Linked DNA regions of Homo sapiens: regions 2, 3 and 4 are each linked to region 1. The links are chromatin contacts, found by Hi-C or POLR2A ChIA-PET in ENCODE. All regions are on one chromosome and are shown on one strand. The core of a region is the stretch at or near the end of the contact, and the rest is flanking DNA. Distances in the headings are between cores, read along the strand shown.

The links. Hi-C counts contacts between places; a loop is a spot of excess contacts on that map. ChIA-PET counts read pairs that join two places held with the same protein, here RNA polymerase II (POLR2A). Pooled maps may share reads with other maps.
Region 2: a loop to region 1 is called in a pooled map of psoas muscle, with 4 times the contacts of the local background. The contact joins the enhancer-like site here to the promoter of SPRY1 in region 1. A Hi-C loop is called at or near these places in 2 of 50 pooled maps.
Region 3: a map of IMR-90 shows a loop between it and region 1 (9-fold over the local background). The contact joins the enhancer-like site here to the promoter of SPRY1 in region 1. A Hi-C loop is called at or near these places in 12 of 168 maps with a recorded cell type or tissue (IMR-90, ascending aorta, cardiac septum and 8 more) and 19 of 50 pooled maps. POLR2A ChIA-PET finds 5 or more read pairs at or near these places in 1 of 52 experiments (activated CD4-positive, alpha-beta T cell).
Region 4: a map of chondrocyte shows a loop between it and region 1 (5-fold over the local background). The contact joins the enhancer-like site here to the promoter of SPRY1 in region 1. A Hi-C loop is called at or near these places in 1 of 168 maps with a recorded cell type or tissue (chondrocyte) and 4 of 50 pooled maps.

Annotation. Positions count from the first base shown.
Region 1 is chr4:123,394,935-123,398,693 of GRCh38, forward strand. It overlaps SPRY1 (sprouty RTK signaling antagonist 1), which reads left to right and starts at 1,861. Exons shown (of 3, transcript NM_001258038.2): 1 at 1,861-1,998; 2 at 2,677-2,922. RefSeq lists a silencer at 3,296-3,759.
Region 2 is chr4:123,868,199-123,871,957 of GRCh38, forward strand. The region is part of intron 4 of LINC01091 (long intergenic non-protein coding RNA 1091); the gene reads left to right. Among named protein-coding and RNA genes, the nearest start is that of LINC01091, 220 kb to the left of the region's middle. Within about 2 kb of position 1,638, at least 2 of the 41 ENCODE cell types and tissues checked have a DNase peak (open chromatin) inside an H3K27ac peak, as active enhancers do.
Region 3 is chr4:123,830,949-123,834,707 of GRCh38, forward strand. The region is part of intron 4 of LINC01091 (long intergenic non-protein coding RNA 1091); the gene reads left to right. Among named protein-coding and RNA genes, the nearest start is that of LINC01091, 180 kb to the left of the region's middle. RefSeq lists a silencer at 1,486-1,780. Within about 2 kb of position 1,868, at least 15 of the 41 ENCODE cell types and tissues checked have a DNase peak (open chromatin) inside an H3K27ac peak, as active enhancers do; they include IMR-90, ascending aorta, endothelial cell of umbilical vein and 3 more, where a contact is called at or near this core.
Region 4 is chr4:123,697,999-123,701,757 of GRCh38, forward strand. All of the region lies in intron 3 of LINC01091 (long intergenic non-protein coding RNA 1091), which reads left to right. Among named protein-coding and RNA genes, the nearest start is that of LINC01091, 50 kb to the left of the region's middle. Within about 2 kb of position 1,978, at least 5 of the 41 ENCODE cell types and tissues checked have a DNase peak (open chromatin) inside an H3K27ac peak, as active enhancers do.

The sequences.
Region 1 (3,759 bases), core at 611-3,110:
ATTTGTAATGTAATATTTAGAGAAAAACATATTAATGCATTTTAGTGCTAAATGACATGGAGGGTTATTGATCAACTCTGTACAGCATATTTAATTTCTTAATACAACATGACCCATGGTGATGGTGTTTTAGATAAAAATCTCATGGATTTGATTATTATAATTTAAAAATACTTGATCTAATGAAAATTATTTTAATACATTTCTGGTTGAAATAGAGTGTATTTGCAATAGAAATCTTTCAAATATATTTTGTAGGATTTATGAAGGTAGAATGTTCAGTGCTCCCTCTCCAGGTTTTATCATATTGGTGAACTGACCTCTCAGCTCACAACTGTGGTAATAGTTTTGAAGAACCAAATAAGATACTCTGATAGGATAGTCTATTTTTGATTTGTCTATTCCAAATACATTCACAAGAAACCTATCCATCACTAGTAAAATTTCATTACATCCCCAAATCTAATGAGATCTATGAAAAAAATACAATGAAATCAATTTTATTCTTTTAAATAGCCTATTTTAATACAATTCATAATATTAAGAGTGAATATGTAGCTTTTTGGCTTGATTCTTATTCTATGCTATTTTCTAATGATGCTTTTTTATTGTTATTCATGTTCTTAACAATGCTCTGTGTTCTTCAGAGGCAATTCCAAACACAACTTTAATTTTTGAAAGTGCTCAGACATTTGAAAGTCCTGTGTGTGTGCGTGTGTGTTATGTATGTATATATTTATAGTTTCAACAGAACCACTTGCTATTGTAAATGAGACTAAAAATGTACTTTGAACTAAAAATTTCCATACTTATATGTTTATATGATTTAGATTCTAGAGTTTTGTTATTGTTTGCTTTGTTTTGCCAGACTTTAAGCTACTCCTGATATATAGTACCTGGAAAAATATTTCCTTTCCACTAAGTTTTTGGTCTTTAGGTGGCTTTTAAAAGTTTCTACGGAACCTTCAATTCCACAAAAAGTTATCCTCACTGCAGCATGAAAAGGCACAACTTTGATAATAAATGCCTAAAATCCCATAGTTTGTAAGAAAGTAGAAATCAAGTTTCCTACTTAAAGTGTTTTTTTTCCAGTCATATCAGCTATTACTAAGAATTATAAAACTTCTTGATAAATTTTTTCTATTCTAATTAATTGACTTTTAGCTAATTAAAAAATATACGGGTTTGTATTTTTTGCAAAATTATACAACTATATTACAAAATTGAAAGAATTTGGTTTTTTCTCCATGTGCTTGATTTTTGGGAAATCATATAACAAGCCAAGGTAAAGCAATTATTTAAAAAACCCACAGCAGAAAATTTCACCTTTATTACATATGCTTATATTACATTTGCAGTAAGGAGTGCCACCTTTTGAACTTTAGGTTTCACATATTCTGAACTTTGTTGTAAATAGGAACTGTAATGTTATATAATCATCTTTTTGTGTCAATATACGTTTTCCCTCTAGTTGGTCAGAAGTGATGGCTTGGCATACAACTTTTTTCATTTTCTTTTATTCTTCACAATTCTTTTCTAATTCAACTTAAGAGTAGAGTCCACCAATCCTTTTAATTGAGATCGACAACTGAAGATTGCTAACTAAATCCGAATGTATTCCTCTATGACAAACTGCATTTGCAGAATTTTTAGAGGCACTCCCGAAGTTTTAAGAGGATGTTTATTACACGAGTCTGTAGGGCAACATTTCCAAGTTGGTACACATAAACGAAAGAGGAAACGATAGTTAAGGAAATCCTGTTCCAGGTTTTCGGGCAGCCCGAGTGATTGACACATGATATCACCGGAGGCGTGTCCTGGAGTGGAGGTGGAGGTGGAGGCAAGGAGCTGAAATTCTGCGTAGCCGGAGTGAGACCGCTCTGCAAACCACTGCGTGCTTTGCAGAGTGATTATCAGCACAGTTCCCTGCCCTGGATAAGGAACAGCTACAGTCGCTGTTAAATGTGCCTGAAAAGCAATTTGCAATCTTTGCATTAGGTAAGTACCGTTTCCTTCCGTAGACATTTTAGGAAAGATAAGGTGAGAAATGTTGACTTTTGCAAGGAACTGAACATTTATTTATTTGAACTTGCTTTCCAGCTAAGGTTACTGGTTGCATTTCAAAACACCGGTAGCATTCCCACTGCTAAAACTAATGCTCTTAAAGTAAATGCTACCGCTAAAAGAAAAAGCAGGGTCCCTTTCACCTTTCCTTAACCGAACAGTAGACGTTTAAAGTCTGAAACGATCGAATTTGTGAAACACAGAGCCGTTAATGCCTTTATGCGAAGAGGGGCTAGCACTCGGTGTGTGGACCAAATGCGTGTTTGTTTAGGCATTGTTGGCGACCGAATCCCGAGTGAAGCATTGGTTTAAAACCTGAATTTCCCGTCTCTGTGTATTGATTCCTAACGCGCAGAGGCGTTGCTTGAACGTTGTTTGAACTCCTAGGCATTCCAGGGGGCAAAAGCACCTCGGCAAAAACGTGCAGGACTGCATGTTACTTTGGTTCGCGGCTGACACGCCGACTGTGCGCCGGCCTGTCAATCACCGGGAGCAGCAACAGGGAGCACATGGCAACGGGCTGCGGGCGAGCTGGCCAGCGGCCCGCCCGGGGTCCCAGCCCTTCGAAGAAAGGGACATTCACGAGCTTCTATCTCTAATTCTCTGTCGCAGGCATTTCGGCCGTGGAACCCCAGGCTCGGAGGACTGGGTGTGAGCGCTGCCCGGGAGAGGCTGACCTGCCGGGACCGGAGTGCCCGGGGACGCTGTGCCCCCACTTGCCCAACGTGCGGAATCGGCTAAGCGCGTCGGCCTGCGCGGGGCACAAGGGACGACGCCCGCCTTTCTCTCTCCGAGAAGGATCCCCAAACCTCACTCTCTTCACTCCTCCCCGCTAAAAAAAAAAAAAAAAAGAAAAGGGTAAAAAAATCCCCCTCCCCCTCCCGGCCGCGGCAGCCTCTGCCTGGCAGGCGCGTGCTCCGAGGTTTCGCCGGGGTACTGCGCGGCTCCGTGACCCACCCGCCGACGGCGGTTCGGGCCCCGACCCGGGCGCTGCGGAGTCTCGAACGCCCGTGACGTGGATTTTTCGCTCGTCAGGAAGCCGCCATCCCTTCCTTCGTTCCTTGCGAGGAGCGACTAGAACCCGAGTTCTCTGAGCACACCGTGCCGTCAGCTGGCCCGTCACGCACTCGACTCCGCCACTCCCCTACTTGTTTTTCTGAGACTTGGGAAGCCTTCCTGAAAGGATTTGTAAAAACTGGTTCTTGGAAAGGGGCTGCAGAAGACCTCCCGAGGTGGATGTTACTGAGCCGCCCGGCGAGCACCAGCCGTGACAGGTCCGGGCCCGGCCGCGCGGAGCCGCGGGAGAACTGCCCTCCGCAGCCGGAAGGGGGCCGCGGGGAGCGCTCCTGGCCGGTGGCGGCGGGGGCGGGGGAGGCCGCGAGCCGAGGCGCTCCAACTCCGGCGATGCCGCCTCGCCCTCCCCGCCGCGGTTGATGCGGCACGTGCACGCCGCCGCCCGCACCAGGACCTGGGCCGGGTCGCACGGCTTGGCCCCCGGCCACCGCTTCGGCCTAGGTGAGTGTGTGCGGCGGCCGCCCTCGGCCCGCTGGGCTGTAGGCGCGCGGGCGGGGCTCGCTCGGCGCGGCAGGTGCGGACTCGGCGGCGCTGCTGCCCGAGCCAGGACTCCGGGAGAGGAGGGGAGGGGAGGGACGACCTCGCTCGGCGCGGCCCCTCCCGCCGCTCCCTGCCCCCTGG
Region 2 (3,759 bases), core at 388-2,887, 470 kb after region 1:
TGAAACTTGACATTATGCAAAGTGAAATAAGCCCATCATGAAAGGAGAAAAATACTCTATAATTCCACTTATATGAGGTACCTAGAAATCAGATTCATAGCAACAGAAAGTAGATGGTGGTTGCCAAGGCCTGGAGGAAGGGGTGAATAGGAAATTACTGTTTAGTGGGTACAGAGTTTCTGTTGTGCAAGCTGAAAATAGTTCAGTGGTGGTGATGATTGCACAACAATGTGAATGTACTCAATGCCACTGAATGGTACACTTAAAAATGGTTCAAAAAGTAAATGTTATGTTATGCATATTTTATCACCACTAAAACAATAATAATTTTGGATTTTACCTCTAACATGTGAAACTAATTGTAAGTTGCCTACTTTGTGCCAGATGGTGCGCTGGGTACTTTACATACATTATTCCTGATAAATATGATTCTCATTTTATAAGTGAGGAAACAGAAGTACATAGAGGCAGTCAGGCATGGTGGCTCATGTCTAATCCCAGCACTTTGGGAGGTCGAGGTGGGTGTGTCACATGAGGTTAGGAGCTTGAGACCAGCCTGGCCAACATGATGAAACCCCATCTCTACTAAAAATACAAAAATTAGCTGGATGTGGTGCCGCATGCCTGTAATCCCAGCTACTTGGGAGGCTGAGACAGGAGAATCACTTGAACCCGGGAGGCGGAGGTTGCAGTGAGCCGAGATCATGCCACTGCACTCCAGCCTGGGTGACAGAGCAAGACTCCATCTCAAAAAAAAAAAAAAAAAAAAAGAAAAGAAACAAATAGAGGCTAAGATGCTTTCATGAAGTTAAGCAATTCAGCAGCAGAAATGTGATCTGAATTCAGGTCTGTGTAGTCTCTCCATTAACCCACATCTCTGCTCTGCTACTACTCATGGGGAACTCACGTATGTGTGCAGGCATGCACATACATTTCTGTATTTTTCTTTATATGTTTTATTCCCTAGCTTATAATTAATTTTGTTAGTTACTATAAATATGAATGTTGAGGATAACCACTTAATTAATATCACAAAGTTAATCCATGTAATCGCCTTATAGTATGTGGCATGTACCAATTCTCATTGCCAAACGAATCTGTGAGGAAGAACTGCCCAAATACAAACAGCTTTATTGGATGCCTCAGGAAGCAGGGAATTAGAGTGATTGCTTAGGCTTCAGGCTTTGCAATTACAACCTGACATTTTGGTAACAGCAATTTAAAATTTAAGTTCCAAAAAGGCTTAAGACCAAGTCTGTCATTTGACACTTTTTTCCCTCCACATTTTTGGGAAAAGAATGAATTGCTTAGAAATGGATCTTGTGGAACTGCTAGAAATTTTTTCTAAGTGTTTTTGGTCTCTGAAATGAGCTTACTTAATGTGTGTTCATTGTGTAAAAGAAGCAATCTGTCTGGTATAGACAGGAATTGGATCCCCATGGTAAACAAAATTGCCTCAGCCTTGCTGGAGCATGTACTTTCTAAGCAGTGGGCACAGAGACAGTGTAATTGGCTACCTCCTGCTTGTAAGTATAGGTATGTTAAATGTGGGCCTGAGGGGAACCTCCATTTTGGGTTGTAGTTTATTATTAGGTGAGGAAATTACTGGACACCTCCAGCTGCCATTAATCAGCCACAGAGTCAGACTGGAGCCAAGGGAGAAGCCTGTGGGTGGATTCTGCCCAGTGCTGTGGAAATACAAGAAGACGGAGACAAATGTTTTCCAGCCTAGCAGCTCTAAACTCTGCCCTTTCACAGTCCTTAACATGCATGTTCAAATTGATTTAGTCCATTTACCCCCTCAACCTAACCATCTATTTTCCTTGAAGACTGACAGTTTTATGTGTTGCTACCATGTTATTATGTGTTGCTGCTCTGCCGGTAGCTATAGTATTTCAGAAACATTTACTTCCAGACATAAAGGATGAATGAGGAGGGGGGGAATGTAGAGAAAGGGAGGTGAGGTTGAGTCATTTTAATTCCTTTTTTATAGGGTGCAAAACATGCCCATCTTGGCACTGACTTTCTCTCTCCCTCTCGTTTTTTTCTTTATTCCTTTTCTCTGTCAATGATTTCCATGATAAAACCTTGAATAACATTTCCCACTTGAGAAACGCATCTGTCAGGTGATGTCAATGCCTGGCTTACTCCTCTTCCTGTTGGGTTGCAAACATGGCCTTCTCTCATGGTCCTGGAATGCTGACATGGTCGGGCAGCCAGAGCCTAACACAGGTAGGGTCAAGCTGAAAACATGGGCAAGCCCTCCTGTCCTCAGCCTGGCTTTGGAGGGAATGGGAAGAACCTAGACACAATTTATTGTCTTTGCTGTTATGTAAATTCAGAAAAGGGAAATGGTGGAGGTAAAAGCAAGACCCCAAATAGCCTCTTGTCAGCTGCAGGGACGTCAGTCAAGACATTCCAAGTATTTGTCCAATGAGAGATATTTACCTCAGGGTAAGTGGGGATTCAAATCTGACCCCCACCCTCCACATTTTTGGAACTGGATGAAAGTGCCTTATCTGAACATGTAAGAATATTTCTGGCACTGAAGGCCAAAGACTAAAACTCTGAGTTAAAATAAATACTCAGAGATGGAAAGGAAACAGTGAGGTGAAAGGTTTGATCATTTATGAACCTCTGAACTCACTGACTACCATACCCTTGTTTTATTCTATCTGGTTTTCATGTACGAATCTATGCAAAGGCAAACAGAGAGACTCTCCTTTTACTTTTCCTGCTTTTGTGTGGACAAGTAGAAAATGAAAATTCTATTGATTTATGCTACACAAATAAAAATAAAACACATAAAATAAGGCAATTTGAAGTATGTAACCAGATATGAGAATTTTCTGATATTTCCTGTGGATCAGGTCTCAGTTATGCATAGGATCTGATTCTATTGAGTAGTCATGATGATTACCTAGTAATAGAAAAAGGTTTTAAAATAGTACCTTGAGAGCAAATTATTTTATAGTGAAATAGAATCTGAGGAACATTGAGACAGACATGCTTATATGGATATACACACATAAACCTATACATGTAATTTCTTTAAGGAAAAAACTTTATTACTCTAGCATAAATTAAACTTATGGTTCAGGGTTGTAGTCACCCAGTGACTTTCGACATGGGTCCACTTTGGGCTGCTGGAGGTTTCTGGGAGGAGTCCTTGAGTGGGTGTTGAGAGGGTGTTTGTGGTGATCTTTACATCATCATCATTTAGATGACAGTCCTTGTTTTCCCGGCAGTTCTCAGGGTTTGCATGGTTGACTGTCCCTAATCAGAGGTCACCTCAGCGATGCACTGAGATCCTCTGAAGCAGGGCACCCGTATGCCCCTAGGGAAATGAAGCATGTGGCTCCTTCAGCCATTCAGTCTCTGTTTGATGACTGTGGAATGACTGAGAAAGCCTCACAGACATTCACAGGCTTTTCTTCACCCTTGTGCTCAAGCACTGTTGTTGGTTTGGTGCTGGGAGCTTTGATGCAGACTGCCTTGCAAGGTCGAGGGTGGCCAAATGAATTACCCGTATTGCTTTCCGCAACAACTGAATTCTCTTTGATAGGATTCCATGAAAACACCATTTGACAGCACAAACCTCGTTCAGTTTGAAGAGCTGATGGATTGTAAAACTACTATAGGGAATCTTTTCCTCTTACAATGAACTTTAACAGTTACTTAAAATATCTCTTTAAAGGGCATGGGAGCATGTGTCCATAAAGTACTTAGTCGTTTAGAAAGTTACCTTTGTTTCTGGCA
Region 3 (3,759 bases), core at 618-3,117, 440 kb after region 1:
TCTGTGTGATATTATAATGTTCTGGGGCCTCTTTCCTAAATACCCTGACAATCATGCTGCTCTTTTCTCTTGCTGTGAGCTGACCAGCTGTGCCCCTGCCTGTTGCCAGCACGCTCCCCTCTCCTAGATCCCTGTCTTCCTCTAGTGCAGTTTTTAATTCATCGTGGCCTGGGAATCCAGATAACATAGCTAATTAGAAATGATCTAAATGTAAGAGTGAATGCCCCTGAGGGAGCATCTGTGGCCTTCTCTGTGAGTTTCTATGGGGATCTCTCCTTTGCGTTAGATGCCGTAAGCGTTAGTGTATGGATGGCAGACCTGTTTTTCCTTTGCTTCTCAACACTCAATTAGATCCGTGTAGCTAATGAAATTCATGAGAGCATGCAGCAAAATTCTGTATAGGAAGGTTTTTTTTTCCTTCTTTACATAGTTTCCCATGTTCTAAATTAGTTGTTTTAATGTTATCTATGTGTTTTTGTTTCATTTTAGGGTATCAGTGGGATAATATTAACTGCCAAAATAATTCATTAGTTGTAAAGCTCCATCCTGGCTAAACTGTGGATAATGTGCCTCTTAGCTTAGACTGCTGAAAAGTCATTATGGTCAATGACTGACCCACAGCCACCATGTGAAAAACCTGGGTTTAACTAGAAAGTAAAAACTGCTGGAACAACCTGATTGTGCCAAGAGGTAGTATGTTAAATCTATGTAGAAGTAGCAGAAGTTACAGGAAAAAAGCCAGTGATTACCAGGGTGTCACATTGTTTATGAACCAGGTTGCTGAGTCTTTGAATCTGGAGATGATAATTTAAGTCAAAATTTCAAGAGTAGGAATTCTGAGGTCAGAATCAATAGTGTAGTTGGGTATAAGTCATTTGAATAAAAAGCCGGCTTTTGAGCTTGACCCCTTTTCTCTCAGTTCCTTTTCCTAATTATCCTACTTTTCTCAAAAATGTCACTCACAAACTCTTTTGCTGTGAGAGTTAATGGTGAGGTGCATAAAATACACATACAAGTTTCAAAAGTGAAGTATAAATAGCCATAGCCTTTCAAAGTATTATTCAGGTTTAGGAAAACAAGTGCCTTTACACATCATTCGAGCACCCGAGGATGATTCTACCTGCAGATGGGCCTTTAAATAAGTGTGAGTTTGCTGCTGCTTCTCAACTCCCAGTTGGATACTGAAAAAAAAGATCTTTCTCAATTTCCTGTTCTTGTGCGTTATTAAAATCCTTCTGTTGCCCCCACTGCCACCCCTGCCTCTTTCTTCTTTTCCCATCTTTTTGTGTGGAGGATGTTATCCACAGTTCCCAGCAGTGATGATGCATTTGAGTCAGGAGGATGAGATTGTGACCCAGATACAGTGCATGAGAAATGAGTGATGGGAAGAGAGAATGACATGACGGGGGGCGGAGGGGGGGGAGAGGGGGGAGAGAGAGAGAGAGAGAGAGTGAGCAGTGGTGAAGGGTTATGAGTTGTACAGTTATTTCTAGCTTTGAATGGTTTCCAAATCTCATACATTCACAGACAACCTCGCCAAAGCCCACAGCTGTCATGCATTTTCAACAGATTCCACAGGGCCTAGATGAGGTTTGAAGGCATTCCTTTGCTCTTACACATTAGCTAAAAGGAATTACCGTAACATCTGATATTGTGGAAGTGGGACATTTGCCATCCTGACCTTGCCCAAAGCAGTCCGGAAATAGGAGTCTAAGAATGTATTATCTCATATGGCCCCTAAAGGTCACCAGGGGCCTGTCGGTGGCATTCTGAGAAAATCCAAGCACCCAATATGCTCTGCATTTGGAGAAACTGGGCTGCTTTGTATGGGCACAGTGGGCAGACACATGTTCCCATTGCTCGTTGGATGTTTGTCATAGGAAAGGCATGTTCCACTGGAGAAATTCCCAGCTGTCAGTAATGTGCTGATATACCACAGCCAATCATCAGAGGATGAGCCAAATAAACAGGATGTTCACAATGTGTGTGATTGCATGAGTGTGTAACAAAACTTCTGCCCATTTCACAGCCTCATAATGGGATTGACATGCATTGCTTAATGCATCTGTCTGTTTAGGATAGAAAGGCATAAACACCATGGAAACCATGTGTAAGAAAGCCCTTTCTTTGGCTATATGGGCTGTTGATATGATGGGATGAAATCTGGTATAAATTGGGAAAGAACATTGCTTTAATATTATGAGTTTACTTGCTGGGAAGTGCCTTGAAGTCATCCAAACACAGATGAGAAGGAATAATCAGATAATCAGTAGCTATTGAGAGTTAACAAAAGGGGCTGAGTTGATATGAATATTTTTACATACCAGTGGCGTCATCTTCATTCTTTCTTCTTGTAAGACACTCATTAGTTGAATTATTTATATAAATGTACAGAAATGAGTCAAAGTTATGTCATTGCCCTTTTTGTTTGGATATGCTGCTACTGTTAACAATTAGTTTCTAAATATATTCCCGAGGCAGCAATTTGGGAAGGGGGAGTAGTGGTTCCTTCAACACTCATGTGTAGATAGGTTCTTGGAAAAATAACATCAGGTATCCTGTTAAGTGTCAGACCTTTTACTTCTCTGAGCATTCAAATCCCCTTTGCTCAAGGTGGCACATCCATTCATGATAATAACAGTAATAAATAAGATTTATTGTACATTTCCTGTTTGATGGTACTGAGCTAAGCCTTTAACATGCATTAACTCTTTTAATTCTCACAAAACATATAAGATTGATACTATTATTATTACTATCATAATGATAAGAAAACCAGCATTCAGAGAAGATAGTAGGCTTTTAAGAAGGTAGAGTTAGTGACAGAGCAAGCTGGAACATGTATTTGAGTACTGAATCCATGCATTTAACCATTTCACTATGTTACCCTTGTGTGTCCCTGCTCTATGTGAAATTTGATTCTATTACAGTCTCTGGTGTTAATTATTTTATTGCATTGAAATGTGATTTGTATTTCCTTGAACAGGACTAATGCACAAATATAATTTTGGTATCCTAGGGTCCATCTGTATAGAATATTTCACCAACCTAGTACAGTTGAGGAACATGCCATGAAGTCTTTGTAATGATTTTTCTCTCTTGTTAAGTTTTGGTCTTTTAATTGTGGTTATTATGTGCTGCTTTTCAAACATTGCCCAAGATGCACTGATTTAGGAAAAAATCATATGTGCCAGGATGCTACCTCCTAATAATATTAACACTTTCAATAGGTTTTATGGATAAACACAGCAGGAAAGAAAAGGAGCTCTGAGTGTACAGAATCTGTGTGTTTATATTGGTTTATGAGATCGTTAGAGACTTGTATTGTATCATCTGGTAGAAAGCAGTACCACATAATGGTTAGGACTTGGGCTCTAGAGTTTCACTACTTAACGATCTGTGTGACCCTGAGCCATTTCATTGATGTCTCTGAGCCCACTTCTTTCATCTGTACAGTAGGTATAAGATAATAATTTTTATAAGATTATTGTTAGGATGAAATGAGAGAATCCCTGTAAAATTCATGGCTCCTAATAAGTATTTTAAAGAATGCTCTGAAATGCCTTTCAGCACTCTTCATTGCCAATCCTTGTACTGTTTCTCTTTGAGTCCTTATCACAATTAGACATGCTGTATTACACTTGTTAAATGTCATCTCCCTAAACTAGAATATAAACTCCCCAAACTCAGGTATGTGTCCTTCTCTCCCGTGCCCTCATTGCCTAGAACAGCATCTGACACAAGCTAGGCCCTTATGAA
Region 4 (3,759 bases), core at 728-3,227, 300 kb after region 1:
CTCTAATAAATAGAAGTGGAATAATTAGTCATTAATTATTGGTAATACATGTTATTTATTCTCTTATTCTTTTAGTTTTAACCAACTATCATTGATTGAAAACATTATTTGATTCATGTTACTGTAATAAGCTTTAACATACTTCTGTTCCTTCCCCATGCCCTCTTCCCCTGCCCTCCTCTCTACCTCACTTATCTCCTCTTTTCTATTCTCAATCAACTAATTATTCGTGGGAGCATGTACTAGGGGCAACATTACTTTTTTTTTTTTAATGAAGTATCTAGGTCTTCACCATTTTCGACACAATGCTATATTTTTCGTACCATATGTTTTTTGAAATGCTTATAATGCTCTCTTTTGGTGAAGAGGATTTGTTTGTGGATGTCATAAAGTCAAACACTACTCGTGTCTCATGATAGTAATCACCACCAATACCACCGTAATAGTAGTAATCTTTGGGTTGAATGGGCCAATCAAATTTATAATCTGCTATACTTGTCTTCTGATCTTCACTAGCGTGGCTTTTGTGTGCTCATGGAAAAAACAGGGAATAAAAGCTTGGTAGTTTACACGCTGTTAAAATTAAGAAAACACGATTTAGTATTAAAAGAGGTAATGATTTAATTTTGGAGTTGCTGAGTTGAGCTCTGGTGGTCTGGGAAGCTCGGGGGAAAATTTAGATATTGCAGTAACAGATTTGGGTTGGAATATTTTGTGACTGCAATAGCAGATGCACTTATAGAAGGCTTTACAAATCCAAATGTTGCTTCATATGACCTTGGGACATGATGGATTTCCCAAGGCTCCAGATTTGACAATAAGTTTTCTGTTTAGCCAAAACATGAAAATTCTTCTTCTTCACACGTTATTTAAAGAAAAGTGCTTAAAATTACATGGTATTTAAAATTTACTTAGTTGTAAAACCTATTAATAGAATATAAATATATGGTTTTTAAATCAGTACAATTGATTTGCAGGCTTAGGTAGCTTAGATTAAGGTAAATATCTTTTATGGTAATTTTCCTGGAACTGTAAATATGACTTATGTGTCTCCGTATCTTTGTTTCCACTGAAGACTTTGAAATAGCAATAATTGGGCCTTTTTGAGGACTTCTTGGGCCTTTTCAGGACTTCTACCAATTTGTTAATAGTATGCACCTTGGAAATTTTTAAGGATTCACCCAGACTTTAATAGTCACGGTTAATATATTCAAATGGTTTGAAAATTTGTGCTTGTAATATGATGATTTGAATTCTTGATACTGGGGCACTTTTGATTATCTTTGCACAGTGTGCATTTGCTTGTAATTTTTTTTACTTTGATGCACTGCTAATAGATAATATACCACACATTCTATGGATATGTGCTAGTTGACCCAATCAGAATAAATGTACAGGAACTCTGCTACATGGTAAATATAATTAAATACCATGAAAATGTCTTATTAACTTCTGTAATCTTTAAAAGTACGCAATCAATCATATTACTTGAAAAAACTTTATTTTTCAACCTATGATACTGCTTAAGGCTCTGTTCAAGGATGCATTTAAAAAACATGACAATTCTAAAAAATAAAATAGAAATTTTAACTGTTTGAATAATGGAAGGTGCACATTGACAGTAACTATTCATACTTTGTACCAAGATCTTAGTTTGACATAATTTTTTCAGCCTTGTTTGGATTTACAGTTAACCCTAAAAACATTAGTAAATGGTACCCACACTTTTAAATCATAAAAAGAAACCTAGATTTGTTTGCAGTTTTTTAATCTGTTGTTAATAAACTTGAAAGAACACAGCCCTGTCTAATAAACACATCAAACTAATGGGTACCAGAGCAGTTCAGAAGAGTGTTTGTTGTTTGGTGTTTAGGTTTCAGTCAGAATTAATCAACAATGGATGGGGCCTGCTGTATTTATTAGCAACTCAAATCCCTGTGATTTAATGCCAGGTCCTTTGACTCATTCCAGTGAATGCTGGCAAGTTTACAGCACTAATACATACTTACATCCTCGGGTCTTTAAAAGAAAGGGAAAAATAGAGCCTAAAATCAGACCACAGGATTGGCAAGAATTTCCCGAGAGCCATTTTGAATTTAGCCCTATACAGTGAGCCTGTGAATAGGAAGCAATTGATTCAGGAACAGTGGAGCCTTTTTTTGCCTGAAGAAGCCTTCAGCTGTGCAGATGGCTTGCTGGCATAATCCAGTCTGCTTTTGTCTTTTATTTTATATATTAGGCTACTTTCTTCTCACACTTTATATTGCTTTTATTTTCTCTCTGTGCTCTAAGCCTCCAAATTTCAGGGGCAAGGAGAGGTTGCAAGGGTTTAGTGAGGGTGGCAGGACTATATGTGGAGTATTTCCCACAGATTTATGAGTTGCTGGTAAATCGCTGGCAATGCTGCCTGCTTGTCACAGTCAGCACTAGGGTGTTCTTTGTACAAAAGTGTCAACTTTTGAATGAGGACTCTGGAAACAGATGTAAAGATTAATCTTGAGAATGCATTTTTCTGAGGCCCTGAAAACGTGCCTACTTGTGCAATAGCCCTGGTTCTAGACATTTATTTTTCAAAATGATCTCATTCCTCAGTTACAAAGACTTACATTCTTCACTGTTCATGTTCAGAAAATTCCACAGCCCTTAGCCATTCCTCCTGCTTCTCATGTCTGGGGGCTGCCTTTCGAGAGCAGATTATTTGTGGAAAGACATTATTTATCTGGAAACTGTTCAGTGAAAACTTGATGGAGTTGTTGTTACTCTAGGGACCGTCTATCTCCCTCGGAAGATAAGATTTGCCAATGCTTCCCCCCTACAACTTCCTATGGGAAGATAGCTGACTTTTGGCCTGATAAATAGTTTCACATTGGATGGGTTGTTGCCATCTCATGCATTCTTTTTCATCCTTCCCAGATATGCAATTTTCTTTCTTAGTGTCTTGCTTTCGGTTGTATTGTCTTTTATCCCCCCTCTCATACGGAAGTAAATTTTGAAGAAGAAATATATGCTAAAATGGGTATTTGTTCAGGTTTTTCAATGTTAAATATTAGGATATGTCTCAAAGTGTTCTGAAATAAATCTGTGTATATAAAAAAAAATCGAGCATGTTAATCACATACCTCTGTTTTTCCTCTAGTTTTCTTCTACACAATGATATATTTTCTTTCGGCAAATAGAAGACTTTGTGGGAATGATGTAGAACATGGGTTTTTTTTTTTTTTTTTTTTGTATTGTAAATGTTCCACAAACAGAAGATAAATACCACAGAATCCACCATTTTGGAATGACTTGTTTGTGAGTCAATTGTCCTTGTTTCCCCTCCTTAAAAATTATATCTTCCATTTATATGGGAAACACATGTAGATATTTCCTCTTTTCTTATCTTTAAACAAGATTTGTAATACATTTCAGCTGAAGATTAAAAAGATCTGGTCCTCTAAACATTTGTATAAGATTAGCACATGTACTGACATACAGACTTTTTCACTGTTGTAATAATTTCCTATATACTCAGCACTTTTGTTTGTGAAGAACATTTATTTTGGTACTGCCATACTTTATTTTCTCATTGCACCTCTTTTAAATTGCATTTCTCAAGGGCATTATATGTAATGAGGAACTTGGCTTTCAAATGAAAAATGTTTAAATTTAGGACCAAATGCAGATTTTTGACTAGAGATGGCAGAAGAATTGTGTTTATATCCTAGTTTATTTCCTGAACTAATAAACAACAATAACAATGATGAAAAACAGATAACA